Regions from separate parts of the Homo sapiens genome. Here region 2 is linked to region 1. The links are chromatin loops, found by intact Hi-C in ENCODE. Cell type or tissue: endothelial cell of umbilical vein. All regions are shown on one strand. Links, peaks and the distances in the headings refer to the core of each region. The heading gives the core; the rest is flanking DNA.

Evidence for each region. A loop is a pair of places that touch in the nucleus more often than their neighbours do. Peaks named below come from ENCODE experiments on the same cell type or tissue, not always from the same donor. Only the 100,000 strongest peaks of a DNase experiment are listed, where the experiment ranks them.
Region 2: it touches region 1 in a loop (2.3-fold over the local background); 6 of 110 quality-filtered maps call a loop at or near these places.

What each region holds. Positions count from the first base shown.
Region 1 is chr2:63,055,363-63,063,731 of GRCh38, forward strand. It overlaps OTX1 (orthodenticle homeobox 1), which reads left to right. Exons shown (of 5, transcript NM_014562.4): 5 at 139-2,469. The coding sequence ends at 954. Among named protein-coding and RNA genes, the nearest start is that of OTX1, 8.7 kb to the left of the region's middle. RefSeq lists an enhancer at 894-1,453. In endothelial cell of umbilical vein, for the core only: no CTCF peak of the experiment used is centred there; DNase peaks (open chromatin) are centred at 3,159 and 5,009; H3K4me3 peaks cover 167 bases; H3K27me3 peaks cover 5,282 bases.
Region 2 is chr2:63,419,958-63,428,326 of GRCh38, forward strand. The region is part of intron 9 of WDPCP (WD repeat containing planar cell polarity effector); the gene reads right to left. Among named protein-coding and RNA genes, the nearest start is that of WDPCP, 160 kb to the right of the region's middle. RefSeq lists an enhancer at 5,040-5,159. In endothelial cell of umbilical vein, for the core only: a CTCF peak has its summit at 5,077 (motif pointing left); no DNase peak of the experiment used is centred there.

The DNA.
Region 1 (8,369 bases), core at 346-8,345:
CCAGAGACAGGAAGGGGCGGAGGCCTCGGTGAGAAAGGATTGCGATATTCTGGACCGGGAGTTGGGTCCGCGGGGCGGTGGAGCAACAAGCTCCCCTAGCTCCCTTTGACCCACTCTCCCCCATCCGGCCCACTGCAGGTCTGGTTCAAGAACCGCCGCGCCAAATGCCGCCAGCAGCAGCAGAGCGGGAGCGGAACCAAGAGCCGCCCAGCCAAGAAGAAGTCCTCTCCAGTGCGGGAGAGCTCGGGCTCCGAAAGCAGTGGCCAATTCACGCCGCCAGCTGTGTCCAGCTCTGCCTCGTCCTCTAGCTCGGCGTCCAGCTCTTCCGCCAACCCAGCGGCTGCAGCGGCTGCGGGACTAGGTGGGAACCCGGTGGCGGCCGCGTCGTCGCTGAGTACACCAGCTGCCTCATCTATCTGGAGCCCGGCCTCCATCTCGCCAGGCTCAGCGCCCGCGTCCGTGTCGGTGCCGGAGCCATTGGCCGCGCCTAGCAACACCTCGTGTATGCAGCGCTCCGTAGCTGCAGGCGCCGCCACCGCAGCAGCCTCTTATCCCATGTCCTACGGCCAGGGCGGCAGCTACGGCCAAGGCTACCCTACGCCCTCCTCTTCCTACTTTGGCGGCGTGGACTGCAGCTCATACCTAGCGCCCATGCACTCACATCACCACCCGCACCAGCTCAGCCCCATGGCACCCTCCTCCATGGCGGGCCACCATCATCACCACCCACATGCGCACCACCCGTTGAGCCAGTCCTCAGGCCACCACCACCACCATCACCACCACCACCACCAAGGCTACGGTGGCTCTGGGCTTGCCTTCAACTCTGCCGACTGCTTGGATTACAAGGAGCCTGGCGCCGCTGCTGCTTCCTCCGCCTGGAAACTCAACTTCAACTCCCCCGACTGTCTGGACTATAAGGACCAAGCCTCATGGCGGTTCCAGGTCTTGTGAGCCCAGGAATGAAAGAGGAGAAGAAACGCAACTACCTGCGCCCTCCGTGGTCCCGATCCTGTTGCTGCTGCTGCACCGCCCGCCTTTGCCTCGTCTTCTCCAAAACTGAATTTTCACCCCCCAAAAAGATGTCCATTGCCTGCACTGCCGCCCCCATTTTTGTGCCACTTGCTTGGGGGGATGTGCAAACCCACCCTGCCCCTTGGATGGGGGGACCGGTGCTTCGGCTTGGCCTACACATTCTATACAGGAGAGATGTATTATTTCCCCCCTTCAGCCCCTACTAAACTCTTAAGCCTCCCCTTCCAGTCTTTCTGGACAGCTATTAAGCACTTGCAGCCTTCGGAGGCTCTGCGCTCTGATCCGCTGTTTGAGCCCAACACTTTAATTTATTCTTTCTGGACACTGGAGTCACTAACTGGCGTGTTTCTGCCCATTGGAGCACCCGCACACTACTCCAAATCAAAACCACTAAGAGTTCCTCCCGCGCAGACTGCTGCCCCTTCAGCTGCCCTCGATTTTGCTCCACGCCTGCCGGCCAGAGCCTCCCGGCGTTTCTTCCGCCCCAGCGGAGTGCGCTGGGGCGCGCCAGGGCTAGGCCCGCCGGAGGAGCGCGTCCCCAGCCTTCCGCGCACAGAGCCGCATCCCGCCCCGCCCTGCGCTGGACTGGTTCAAGCTTCCGCCTCGGCGGGAACGCTGTACATAGTCAGGTCCGTTCCAGGGACCACTTAAACTTTTTAGTTGCTGTTGGTTGGTTGAACTGAACATATCTTGTCTTAGCACCCAGGAAACAGAACTTTAAGATATATACAGCACATATATATATATATACATATATATATACACATATATAAAAAACAAAAGCAAAAAATATTTTCCCTCTGTCCGTCCCCCTTCTGCTCTTCCTCAATCAATGGCGCTTTTTCTTTTTCAGTTGTTGCAAAGCTGCCCTGCCCTCTTCACATCTTCTCCCTCTGTGTATTTATTGAAGAGAACCGCTTGGTTTCAGGAAGCTGGGCGCGGGATATCCGAAGTGTGGAGGAAACAGACAAGTCAGGGTACAGAGGTGGGGGTTGGGCAGGGGCGCAGGGCTGACCCCCTCACCCGGTCTAAGCACAGGGTCGCAGTTCCAGTTTACAAACCTAAAACAAGAAAACCAAAACCAGGGAACAAAACAACAAAACAAAACAAAATCCGTAAAAGTACAGCATTAGGGAAAAACAAACAAACCCAGGCCCCAAACCCAGTTCCAACTCCTCTGTCGGCTTCTCTCTTTCAACACCCTTGTTTTGTCTAGTGAGTTTTTAGTGCACCTTCGTTCTCCGAAATCTGCGGAGAGCCCGCGCGCCTGTGTATCAATTTTGGCTTTGGCCGCTTCGTCCAGTAGGTGGGAAAGTAATTTGTAAATTTGATTTGTCTGATGTGAAGATCACAAATTACTTGTTGAAATGTAAGGCAGTCCCCCTCCTCCTCTTTATCTACATTACTTCCCGAAAATAAATGCAAATTAATGAACGGCTTGTCAGTGTTGCTCTTCTGATTCCAGCCCGAGGTCCTGGTCTCGGGGGGCTAAAAGCGAGGGAAACTCCGTGTTAATAACCCGCGTGTTAATGACCTGCGTGAAGCTGGAGGCCAAAGGATGAGGCGGGAGGACTTGGCAAGAGAAGTCCCCAGAAACTTTCGCTTAGGGAGTGTCTCCCCCCACCCCCACCACGCCCCTCCGCGTCAGCCTGGCCTCTTCCCCCAGGCGTTTTGACCCCGCATCCCCCCTCGCCATCCAGGACAGAGACAGGTGTCAGGACTCAATTCCCGAAGCAATTCCTTTCTCTTCAGAGGCAGGAGCCTGGCACTGATTTCTTCACCCTAATTGCCTGCACCAGAAAGAAGAGGGGGAGGGGAAGAGGGTCGGGAGGCGGGAAAGGATAGCTCTGTAATGCTCTCAGAGCTGAGCCAAAAAGGAAAAGAAAGCAAAACGACAAAAAACTGATCCGTGTCCTGCATGTTGGCAGCAGACAACCTTCCTTGCTGCTGAGCTGTCCCGGGTGGCTTCACCGCGGCTGGGGAATCCGAGCCATTCCTTCCACGTGCTAAGATGTCCCTCTAAGCCCTCAGCTCCTGCCAGAAGTAGCCAAATTACCTTTCTTCGTACTGTAAACTTCCTTTAAAACATACAAACTCATAACCTGGAAAAGTCGACAAGGACGCCTTTCACTTTGGCAGGGGAAGAAGACGACTGGCTTGCATCTGGGGGTCAGGAAGGACAGTTCCATCTCCCTCTGAGGGAAGACGGGGTTGAGGGGTAATCCTCCCCCAGAAAATGCAGAGCCTGGAACTGTCCAGACTCTGGCCTGAAACCTCCTGGGTGTAAGGCCATGAATCTGCTCGACTTGCTCACGGGCGGGAAGGAAACAAGGAAACAACGAAAAGTTTCCTGCGAAGTGACCAACATCCCCTATTTTTTAAAAATTCCGTGTGAGACCTGAGAACACACTGTGAAGCGGGGTTCGGAGAACGACCCCTCCCGCGTTCCGCGCCCAGCGGGGTCGCAGGGCTGCGAGCCCGGCTGTAGCAAAGCTTTCTCGGCCGCGTCCTCCCTCCGGATTCGGTAGGCCAGGCTCGGGCGCGCCCTTCCCACACCAACAAACCATCTTTCCCGACTCAGCAGAGGCCCACAGGGGCGCAGCCGCTGTCCCTCCGCCCTTGGCCCAGCGGCGCCGCCCTGGTACGCCAGGCCTGAAGGCAGGGCCGGCCCGCGCCACGCAGGGTCTCCCTTAGGCGGCGCCTTAGGGTGAAATGCGGGGCCAAGCCTGACCTGCCGGGGTGCCCCGTGGCATCTCTGGTGCGGACCCCGCACGTGCCGGGGAGAACTGGCAGGCGGCCAGGGCGAGGAGGCTTCCAGCTTGCGCCGCACTGGCCTGGGCACCCGGGCTGCAGGGCCTTTTGGGCCCTCCCCTCAGTGACCCTGCCTGTAGCGGCCCCAGGGCCGCTTTGGCTCAGGCAGCAGCTGCCAATGCCGCTCGAGGCCCGCGGCTCCCTGAGGCGAGCTCTGCGGGGCCCAGCAGTCCTCTTGGCTGCTAAATGGAACGAAACCAGGAGACCCGGCTTTGCACTCGTTTGGACAACTGTGTGGCCTCCGGAGCAAGGTACCCAAACCCTTGGGCCTCAGTTTCGTCGCAGTTGTTATTTGAACCCACTCGGCCTGGGACGTGCCAGAGCTTCACACTTTAGGTCGCGGCTGCGGGCGGGAGGGGCAGATGCGACCCCTGGGCCGGCCCCTCGGGGGCGTCTAGAAGCTTCGGCACCTGCATACTAAGGCCGGAGGGGGCTGGCAGCCAGGCACACCGAGGCCCGGCCGGAGTTCCCGCCCGGGGAACGAGGCTTCGAAAAGAGGCACGTGCTTCTCCCAGGGCCTCCCGCCAGGTGCTGAAACCCCACGGCACTGAGTGGAAACCGGAAGAGGGAAGGCGCCCAGGGCCTGCCGGGCCGCGGCGCCACCTGAGGCTGCCGGGACGCTGGAGCGTGGGGGAGTGGGGTGAGTGCGCTGCCGGGCCGGGGGCGGCGGGGGACGGCGGGAGGTGGCCAGGCCCGGCAGGGTGAGGGCGCTGGCGTTGGCCGAGAGTCCCTGGGCAGCGGCGGCGGGAACGCGGAAGGTTCCCTCCACCCCCACCCCAACCCCCACCCCCACCCCCGGGCCGGCCACCTGTTGACAGGCAGGTTCTCTGAGAACCGACTTCAGCTCGCCCTTCTGTCCAGGAAGTTTGTTCGGTTTGGGTTTGGGTGTTCGTGACACAATCGGAGCAATTAGAATTGAAGCAACTTCAGGAGATTTAGCAACCCGCGAAAATTTAGCAACGTTCAGACGTCAACAGTTTTCTTTCTTTGAGTGGTCAACGAAAACTTGACGTTTTCTACTCATACCTTGTATTCTCTGCTTATACTGTAGGGGCAAAAAAGTCTACTCTTAGACAAACGTGTGTGAAGTGCTTTAAGGGTAAGGGATGGGTCATATTTATGATTTTAAAGATTGCTTTTAATGTTAAAACTCTCTCAAGGGCACTGCTTCAATTTGCTGAAGTTCTGAACAGATTCGGTGAAGTAACCTCGTTTGTTGAGCCTTTCTGTAATTTTTTATACCAGTTATTGAGGATATATAGAGACAATGTTTCTCTAATTCATTAGTGGGTTTTTTTTTTTTTTTTTTGAGAAAAAAATCTTAAAGCTACAGGGTATTAAACGTAAGGGGGAATCTGATTCATAAGAAAAACAGGTAAAAACCTTAAGACGCTGGATGTCAGCAAATTCTTTTCTGCTACATTACAGAGACCAAAAAACGGAGTGGTTTCATTTCTTGTATCAAAAGAAAATTACTAGTTTTTAATGTATTTTGTGCAAAATAGCAATTTCCACAGCTAAATTGTGATTTTTTTTCAATTGTGAAAATATAAATTCACTACTCGCTCTGGCAGAATTAATTAATGTTAATGATGTCATTAGTGCCTGATGACAAGCACTAAGGTTTTCTTTAGAGGTAAAGAAATAAAATCTATCTGATATATAAATGTTGTTATTATATACATTATTGGTAAAGAGAATCTGTATCATTACTATTCAAGACCAAAAAATCACTTGGCTTCTGATGCGGAATTAATTTAAGAACAGCAACAAGATATTTTTGTAAAATTCCCTAATTAAAAACAGAATAAGTTCTCAACAAGTTATTCTATATTTTTCACACGTTCTCTCCCTTCCCCCATGCATTTTCATGTTTAAAATGAAAATGAAAAAAACCCTCAAGAAATATTTATATTAAACAATACTTGAATTAAAATCCATCACATTTTAAATGAATACTAAATAATAACAATGTCTTGCCTATTTGACAACAAGAAAACATCTTCATTAAGGAAAGAATCTGTTTTAAATAAATGTTTGGGTGTCTAGACTGTACTTTTTTGAAAACCAGCTTTTTTGGCTGTGTTTAGTAGATGATTCCTGAGAAAGCAATTATGCCTCTTAATTATCCTGTTGATATTTACTGATATCTGAAAAAAGAATTGAATTTTTGTGTGTGTGGAGGAGGGGAACATGCCATTTTGATCTAATGATTCTTCAATCATGTTTTAAAACTGAGTTGGATTTTACTTAAAACACATTAGGTGCATTTCCTCAAAAGTTTTAAAAATCAAAAATATTTGCCAAAAAAATCCAGTAATTTAGGTGAAATGGCAGTTACATGATACAGCCAAAATTGACACTGCTTTTAAATATATCTAGTTTTTTTCTCAGGGAAAAAATAGAGCAAAGAAGTGTATAGTGTGCTTGAAACTAAAATGCGTATCACTCTAATTTATGAAATTGTACACTTTTGTTTCTAAAACTATTACTTGAAAGATAGGGATATGCTTAAAATATGTTGGAGTTCTTTCTGACCAAATAGGACTTAGGCTCCATTTAATCAATGATGGTCCATCAACATTGAAACATTGGAAATCTATGGTGTTTCTAAAAATTGTGCCTCTTTTACCTCCTTTGAATCCTTTACTTGGTGACTAATATAACTAAAGGGACAAAATTGCATTCCTTTCCAATGGTCGCAAATACTTTTTTACAAAGGTTCATCTTTACTAAACAGATTATGAAAGCTATTTTAGAAAATTTTAGAAATTCTTTTAAAGTGGATTGTAAATTAGGATTTAAGGAACTTGAGTCAAAACATTTTCAGGATTGGAGTATAAATAGATCATAACTAATCTTTACACTCGGGGTAAAAAATAAAATGTAAGAATAAATGATCTCTGATTCAGCTTCTAAAGAGTATATAAAACATTTGGTGTCTAAAGAATGTATAAACATTTTCAGTACACAAATATTCTCATGTATGTTCAGCGCTCTAAATGCTTGTAAGATACATCATCTATCATAGCTATTTCAATAGGAATCATATTTTATTTTTAAAATTTGTTTTAAAAATTTTGCTGTGAAATATACAAAAGAAATTAAAAAGATTTGTACACTGCAAGGAATAAAATATACATGGAGCAACAAGTTTTTAACAAATACTTTGAAAAGTAGATTTGTTGTTGGTTACAATATCAGTGTTTAAATTTGATGTTGCATTAAATATATCTTCATGTTTGGGGGATTTGTTAAATCTTTTAGAGTAGTTACTGCTACTACGTAGGGACACTTTTTAAGGGAGAAAAGCACTTTAAATCATAAGATTAAAAAAAAAATCCATAGGCCTTTGTAAATTCATAGGGTTTTTCTTGGGTGGAAGAGATGTGCTTTATGTCTATTTGTATTTTTTATGAACGAGCACCCAGATAATCTACCTTCTTGTTTCTCAAGCATGAATATTTGACCTCATCCAGAGCTATTGCGTCAAATCTTGATTTCATTGCTGGTGTTTCATTGCTCAAATCCATGTTTCTAGCCCAGACTTCTCTGTTAGACTTCGGATACCATACCTGTACATGAACTAAATAGAGGCTATTGAATTTAAGCCCTTAGGGAAGTTAATGATATGATGTCTGGGACTTGCTTCAGAATAGTCAAGGAAGAGAGAGAGTAGGTCAAAAATAGAAGAAATAAGATTAGCCTTGAGTTGATAATTTTTGAAGCTGAGGGAGAGAACTAAGACTTTATTATACTATGCTTTTGTAGATTTAAATTTTTTTCTCTACTGTGAATAAAAGATATTTCATTAGTTCGTCAAAAGTAGTCTTTGTAGTAGATTGAAAAAAATTGCGCTTCCCATGCTTTGGTGTTTGTACAATATTATTCACATATATTGTTTTCTTTAAGTTGCCCAAGTCTTGTGAAGTTGGCAATGGTAAAGTGAGACTAAGTGGTTTGGTCACTTATTCAAGGTTGCATTATTGGTAGGTAGCAGATCTTGGTACTCAGTCTTCAGATTCCATTCTCATTTGCTCTAAGATGTACCTAAATTTTTAAGTATATTAACAAACATTAATTTTAAAATACATAACATATCATTTGAGAATCTGATTGCCAGATTAATATTAACAAAACATGCTTCATCTAAATTCAAGTTGTAAAAATTTGAGTTTCGGTCATTGAAAATTATGTCTTGGGATATTCTTACCTGTTTCTGGGCATCACTTAAATTTCATTTTAATGAGTTTTCTGAGAGATATTAACATTAATTAAGGAGACTAGTGATACCAAGTCTCATCTTTCTATTTTCCCCATTAATTCCTTATTAATTTTAATTTCTTACTAATTTTCATTTCTAAGTAATTAAAAAATTTGTTATTGGTGGGTTCATATTTATCAGTGGTGTTTTCTGTTCTTGACTGAGCCTTCTTTGCTCAGAATATTGCTACATTATAGGAGTTCTAATCCAGAGAATAAGTTTAAACCAGATATGGAGTTGGGATTAGATTAGTGGCTCT
Region 2 (8,369 bases), core at 271-8,270, 360 kb after region 1:
CAGCAACCAAAAGTTCTTAGCTTATCAGCAGAATTTTTTTCTGAAATCTATTTCCCTCCTTACTTTGTGGAAATTTTTAGAAACAGGAGATAAAAGGTATACTTTATTTTTACTTTTTTAAAAGGTACACTTTATTTTTACTTTTTTAAAAGGTACACTTTATTTTTACTTTTTTACCATGATGCATTCAAAACACATAAAATCAGAATAATATGATAAATGTGAAAACCAGTTTCATGAAATACTATCCTTTTGCTTCATTTCTTTTAATGAAATAAATATTGGCCAGGCATGGTGGCTCACGCCTGTAATCCCAACACTTGGGGAGGCCAAGGTGGGCAGATCACCTGAGGTCAGGAGTTTGGGACCAGCCTGACCAACATAGAGACACCCCATCTTTACTTAAAAAAAAAAAAAAACAGAAAAATTAGCCGGCTATGGTGGCACATGCCTGTAATCCCAGCTATTCGGGAGGCTGAGGCAGCAAAATCACTTGAACCCGGGAGGTGGAGGTTGTGGTGAGCCGACACGGCACCATTGCACTCCAGCCTGGGCAACAGAAGTGAAACTCCATCTCAAAAAAAAAAAAAAAGAATGAAAGAAATATCATAGATAAAGTTAAGGCCTGCCAAATCCTATTCCCTTGCCTCTCTCCCCAGATGCAACACTATTATGAATTTGGTATTTAATCCTATGCATACTACTACTTCATCATCAATCAAGAACAATGTGTTATAGCATTATCCTGAATGTTTTAAAATTTTATGTAAATGTTATTGTATTTTGTCATACTGTAATTTTTTTGCTCAACTTATTCTTTTCAGATTTCACATGATCACATAGCTCTAGTTCAGTCATTTAAACTGCTGTAGAGCATTCCACCCTCTGAATTCACCACAAGATGTTTTCATTTTCCTGTTGGTAGGCATTTAAGTTGTTTCTAATGTATTTTTACTATTACAGTGATGCTATGAACACTATTGTACATGCCTCTTTGTGCACATGGGCCAGTTTTTCTTAGTGTAGGACACTCACCTTCAATTATATTACCTATTGCTAAACTGCTCTCCATTAAAGTTTACTGATTTACTCTACCATAATAGTGAATGAGAGTTCCCTATTGCTCTACATCTTTACTTATTCAAATTATCAATTAAAAACAAAATAGTAGCAATTGTTTTCAAATGGATACCTCTCTTATTTGTAATCGTTTTCAATGAAATCTGTCATTTGTATACAGGATAAATATATAAATGTCTTACCAGAATAAAAAGAAAAGTTTAGAAAAACATACATATTTACTAGTAAGTATAAGCATTTTCTTATGCATACTTTTGGGCATGTGAAAGTTACAAATTATGTTTATATTAATAAAATCCTCCAATCCACAGAACTAGTTGTTATAACAGTCAACACAATATATTAAAAACTTTATTTCATTAAAAAAACAGGCAAATAGATCAATGGAACAGAACAGAAAGCCCAGAAATAGACCCACACAAATATAATCAACTGATATTTGACAAAGTAGCAAAGGCAATTCAATGCAGAAAGGATAGTCTTCTCAAGAAATAGTGGTGGAACAGCTGGACATCCACATGCAAAAATGTGAATCTAAACACAGGCCTTAAGCTTTCACAAAAAGTTGGTTCAAACTAAAGGTGTTCATCATGACCATAAACACGGCATCCCTAATTCTGGAGAGTTGTCACGAGGAGTACTACAGATTTTTAATGTCTCTAAGTCCCCACATAAAACAGACAGTTAAACTAAAGGGCAAAACCCAAAACCTACAGACAACTAGATGAAGATTAAAAGAAAGAGAACATTACATGTAGTGGTAGTAATAGCATGATTATCTTGAAACTGTTAAGTGTGTACTGTGGGTTAAAGTAAATGAGAAATTATGGGATATTCCTATTCATCCCGTGTCCCTACAAACTAGGATTTTTGATACAGAAAGAAGGAGATATAAATGTAATACAGAAGAGGTTAAATTAAAAACTCTGTAGTCCTGAATTTGAGTTGTAAGTGTTGGCATGGACTCATTACGAATATGTATATGTATAAAATCTCCAACTCTTTCTACTGAAGAAACCTAGAAACAATAATCAACCCAAAAACAACAGCCTAATATCCCTAACACCCTGACTCAGGCGTAAAATACCATTTTCCATTAAAAAGGAAACCACAGTGTCTTGGAGAAATGACTAATTCCAGGTGTGGGGCAGAAAATATACAAGATAAACAAGGAATATACTATCACACCAGATAGCAGAGAAGCTACCCAAGACTGCTGAGGCCATACAAAAAGAACAGCCAACCTGAAGAGCCTCCCACTGGCCTAAGATGGGACAATCTGAGCTTCCAAAGGATTACAATTATAATTTAGGACCCCATCAAATCAAATGTATTAAAATTCATGAATTAATAATGCTATTTTAAAAACAAAAGCTAACAGGGCACCTTCAGAAAGTACTAGAGAATCAATTCATTATCTCAAAAACTGGTAAATAGAAAATAAACAGACATTTGTCCTGTTTACCCTATATAAGTACAACCATTGGGAAACACATAGGAGTTGAGTGGAAGTGTCTCTTTATAGAAGTATCCCAAGTAATCAATGAAAAATAAATAACATAATTATAATATTACCATTTTGCAACCCTAATGAATTAATGGATCTAGGCATTGAACATTGAATAGCTGCTAACATCAAAAAAGAGAAAGAACTGAGAGAAAATATGAAATTATGTGCCTCCTGACGAAAGACACACCATCTCATATAGTCTTGCCAAAACTGACTACTAACTTGAGGAATTTTCAAATAACAGAGAAACATATTGAACCAAACATGAATATGCAAGCAATAAAATCCAGACTGTGGGACACTACAGTTTCAACAGACAAATTTTACAGAAAAAGAAAGGATGGATGGGGGACTTCTACATTAAAAGAGATTTAAGATATACATTAAAATGTCTTAAGTGGCTAATATTAAACTATGGTTTCTGGGGATGCACACTCGGTGATAAAAGCTATATGGGTATACAAGAAAGTGATAAAAAGTCATGATAGTAGTTACTTTGGAGGACAGGGAAGAGGTTAAGATCATGACAGAGCACATGGAGGTACTTCTGGGTGCCTGCACAGTTCTATTTCCTCACTTGGGTGGTGGTTTCAGGAGTGTTTCCTTTGTAATAGCTCATTAAACTATGCATTTATTTTGTGTGGTTTTATGTGTGCTTTATTTTATAATAAAGAGGTTTCTTTAAAAATTGCCATCCCTAAAGCAGAATATCTTTGTCACTGGTTGAAAGCTAACACAGTATATGCATTTTTGGGGAAGACAGGTTTCTTAAGTATTTTGCCTTTACAGTTGGATGCATTTATAATGCCTTCTGAATGCCTATTGTGACAAATTACATTAATAGTTGGTTACATTATTACTTTCCCATAAGTTACTGCTCTTGAAAAATCCCTGGAAAATTAGTTTTTTCTTCTTATGGGAAAATTGTTTTCATAATGTTATGTTTCCCTGACAACATATTTTAAGGTTTAATAGCTCTGCTTATATATTTTTGGTTAATTTGGTAAACAAATTCAAGGACCTGTTCTGAGTAAGAGATCATGAAATTACCACCATACTCAGAAAGCATTATCAAGTCTACACATCTGAAAAGTTAAAGTACCTGCTTAGATACTAAAGGGCAGAATAAGTTGCCATCACGTGATTGATACTGGTTCACATTACTGATAAAAGTTGGTTCAAGCTGAAGGTGTTTGTTGACAAATGAATTAGGTGACAAAGCAAATGAATAAAATACTAGTTCTAGGAGGATGGTAATAACTTTCCAAAAAGAAATATTAAAAGTATGTGGAGATTAATGAGGGATAAGATGGCCAACTAGACACAGCCAGGACGTACCTCTACCACTGAGAGAGACGAAAATATTGAGTAAGCCAAGGTACTTGGAACAGATCTTCAGAGAAAAAACACTGACATTCAATAGAGAGGGATATAGACACGAAGCTGAAGATGGAAGAAACTAGGAACCCTGCATAGGACTGCTGAGCACCAGGACAGCAATCCTGGCCCTGAACAGCTCCTAAGGAAGGGGTGAGTGAAGTGATGGCAGGGGAACGCTCTCTCGCCGCTTACCTCTGGGATTCTAGCTACAAGAGATCCCACAACCCCCATACACGTTTGAATTGGCAGGGGTATCTGCCCAGAGAGTAAGCAGAGACAAAGCTTCAGCCAGCATGGAGCCCAGGGAGGCGCGCGGTGTGTGTTGGGGGCGGGGGTGGGAGAGGGGGTGTGCGTCAGCCCTTGTAAGTGGGGCAGCTGCAGCAAAATGTGGTCATAGGTTCTCCATTTTCCTCCAGGTAGTTCTATCCCCCAACTGACCACTGAGCCAGGAGAGAAGAGGACTGTCTTTCTCATAAGACTGAGGCATGACTGTTCTTCACACCCTCGTTGTCCACCAGCCCCTCCCAAGGCCCCGCTTGGCCACTCCTGCAAGAGTGTGTACATAGCACAGCCTCCACTGCCCAGCCTGAGTGCTTTGCTGGTGGCCTTGGAGCACTTTGACTGCCCCAATATGGCCGGTACCCAAACCAGGGGCCAGAGAGCGAAGCTGCAGGCCCAGTCCCAATCCCCCAGGGTTACAGCACACAGCTCAGGGGAGCCAAGCTGAGATCTGTGGCCAGCATGTAAGCGGGGGAAGAGCTCCCACTTTCAGAACACTCAGAAGAGTGAAACATGGGTATTCGTGGGCTGGTGTGGGCCTGGGGCATGCCTCCCTCCACAGGGTTATCTGGGAAGGGTATAGCCTGTCTGCCAGCCACAGCCCCTATCTAAGAAAGCCTGAGGCCTAGAATACCTAACAAAGGTATTGGGCGCGGTGCGAGTGATCGGAGGGGGATCCCCAAGGCCCGGGAATGGATCTGGCGAGGGGCTTATCTTTCCCCCTACACCACAGAGAGATGCTGCGAATGTGCTGAAATACAAGAGCCACGTGGCTAAGAACTTATCTGCCAGTCATTACTCTTAAGCGCCATCTACTGGATTGCAGCCTAAATTACAACACAAAAAATACTCTTCCAGTATACATAGCTTGTGAAACCGAGAGCAAGAATCTAGCCACACATGAAGATCCTGTGCAGACACTTGGCCTTCTGAAAGCATCCAGAAACAAAGCCTATTGACTATACTCAACTTGAACCACAGTTAAAAACTCAAGGGAAATAAATTATATAAAAACAAAAAGCCCCATTCAACGACAGCAAATCCAAAAAGACAATACCAGCCCGCTCAGATGAGAAAGGATCCGCACAAGAACTTTGGTGATTCAAAAGTCAGAGTGTCCCCCTACCTCCAAACAAGTACACTAGCTCCCTAGCAACAGTTCTTTACCAGATTGAAGCAACAGAAATGGCAGACATAGAATTCAGAATCTGGGTGGCAATGAAGCTCATCAAGATTCAGCAGAAAGTTGAAACCCAATAGAACCCAGTGAATCCAGTAAAATGATTCAAGAGTAGAAAGATAAAACAGCCATTTTAAGAAACAACCAAACTAAACTTCTGAAACTGAAAAATTCACTACAAGAATTTCAAAATACAATTGGAAGCATTAACAACATAATAGACTAAACTAGGAAAAGAATCTCAGAACTCAAAGACCAGTTCAAATCAACTCAGTAAGACAAACAATTTTTAAAAGAATTTTTAAAAATGAGTAAAACCTCTACAAAATATGGGATTATGTAAAGAAATCAAACCTATGACTCACTGGCATTTCTCAGAGGGAAGAAGAGAGAGTAAGCAACTTGGAAAACATATTTGAGAATACAGTCCAAGAAAACATTCCCAATCTCCCTAGAGAGACTGATATGCAAATTCAAGAAATACAGAGAACCCATGCAAGATACTATAAAAGACAACCATCCCCAAGGCACATACTCTTCAGATTGCCCAAAGTCAACATCAAAGAAAAAATCTTAATGGGGCCTAGACAGAAGGGTCAGGTCACTTACAAAGGGAACTACGTCAGGCTAGCAACAGACCTCTCAGCAGAAACTTAAAAGGCAAAAGAGGAGGCCGGGCATGGTGGCTCACGCCTGTAATCCCAGCACTCTTGGGAGGCCGAGGCAGGCGGATCATGAGGTCAGGAGTTCGAGACCAGCCTGGCCAATATGGTGAAACCCCATTTCTACTAAAAATTACAAAAATTAGCTGGGCGTGGTGGCGCACACCTGTAGTCCCAGCTACTCAGGAGTCTGAGGCAGGGGAATCGCTTGAACCCAGTTTAAGCGGAGGTTGCAGTGAGCCAAGATCACATCACTGCACTCCAGCCTAGGTGACAGAGTGAGACTCTGTCTCAAAAAAAAACAAAACAAAACAAATGGCAGAAGAAATAGGTTAGGGGCCTATTTTCAGCAACTTTAAAGAAAAGAAATTCCAACCAAGAATTTCATATCTCACCAAACTAAGCTTCATAAGTGAAGAAGAAATAAAATCCTTTTCAAACAAGTAATGCTAAGGGAATTCATTACCAGTACACCAGCCTTACAAGAGGTCCTTAAGGGAGTGCTAAACATAGAAACAAAAGAACAATACCTGCTACCACAAAAACACAAGTAAGCACATAGCCCACAAATACTATAAAGCAACTACACATCAAAAGCAACTAAACATCATCTACAAAACAACCAGCTAGTAACACAATGACAGCATCAAAATCTCACATATCAGTATTAACTTTGAATGTAAATGGTCCTGACATCCCACTTAAAAGGCATGGAGTTGCAAGTTGAATAAAAAGACAAGGTCCAAGTGTTTATTGTCTTTAAGAGAGCCAATTCACATTTAACAACACCCACAAGCTCAAATTAAGGAGAAAGATCTATGAAAGGGGAAAGAAACTATGGAGAAAGATCTATCATGCAAACAGAAATCAAAAAAGAGCCGGGGCCACTATTCTTACATCAGATAAAACAGACTTTAACAATAGTCGAGAAGGACAAAGAAGGGTATTACATAATAACAATAAAAAAAGGTTCGATTCAACAAGATGATCTAACTATCCTAAATATATATGCATCCAACACTGGAGCACCCACATTCATAAAACAAATTCTTCTTGACCTATGTGAAAGACTTAGCCGCACAATAATAGAGAGACTTCAACAACCCACTGATAGCATGTGACAGATCATCAAGGCAGAAAATTAAAAATGAAGTTCTGGACTAAATTGCAACACTTGACCAATTGGACCTGATAGACATATAAGAGAATACTCCACCCAACAACCACAGAACATACATTCTTCTCATCTGCACAAGGGACACACTGAAAAACTGACAACCTCCTTAGCCATAAAGCAAGTATCAATAAATTTTTTTAAAAATCAAAATCATACCAACTATACACTTGGACTACATTGCAATAAAAATAGAAATCAATACCAAAAGTTCTCCCAAAACCACAAAATTACATGGAAATTAAACAACTTACTCCTGAATGACTTTTGAGTAAACAATGAAATTAAGGCAGAAATTTTAAAATTTTTTGAAATCAACGAAAACAGAGACACAACATACAAAATCTCTGGGTGAAAGGAATGTTAAGAGGAAAATTTCCCGCAGTAAATGCCTACATCACGAAGTTAGAAAGCTCTCAAATTAACAATCTAACATTGCACCTAGAGGAACTAGTAAAAAAATAACAAATGAACCCCAAAGGTAGCAGTAGAAAAGAAAGCCAAAATCAGAGAACAGAACAAAATTGAAACACAAAAATCCATACAAAAGATCAATGAGACCAAAAGTTGTTTTCTGAGAGAATAAACAAGATTAATAGAGTGCTAGCTAGATTAATAAGACAAAAAGAAAGAAGATCCAAATAAGCAGAATCAGAAATGACAAAGATGACATTACAACTGATCCCAGAGGAATGCAAAAGATCCTTAGAGACTATTATGAACATCACCATGCATAAAACTTAGAAAATCTGTAGGAAATAGATACATTCCTGGAAACACACAACCCCTCAAGATTGAACCAGAAAGAAAGTGAAAACCTGAACAGACCAATAATGTGTTCCGAAATTGAATCAGTAATAAAAATCCTACCAACCAAAAAAAGCCTTGGACCAGATGGATTCACAGCCGAATTCTACCAGACGTAAAAAGAAGAACTGGTACCAATCCTATTGAAACTATTCCAAAAAAAAAAAAAAATTGAGGAGGAGGGACTCCTCCCTAACTCATTCTACGAAGCCAGCATCATCCTGATACCAAAATCTGGCAGAGACACAACAAAAAAAGAAAACTTCAGGCCAATATCCCTGATGAACACAGATGCAA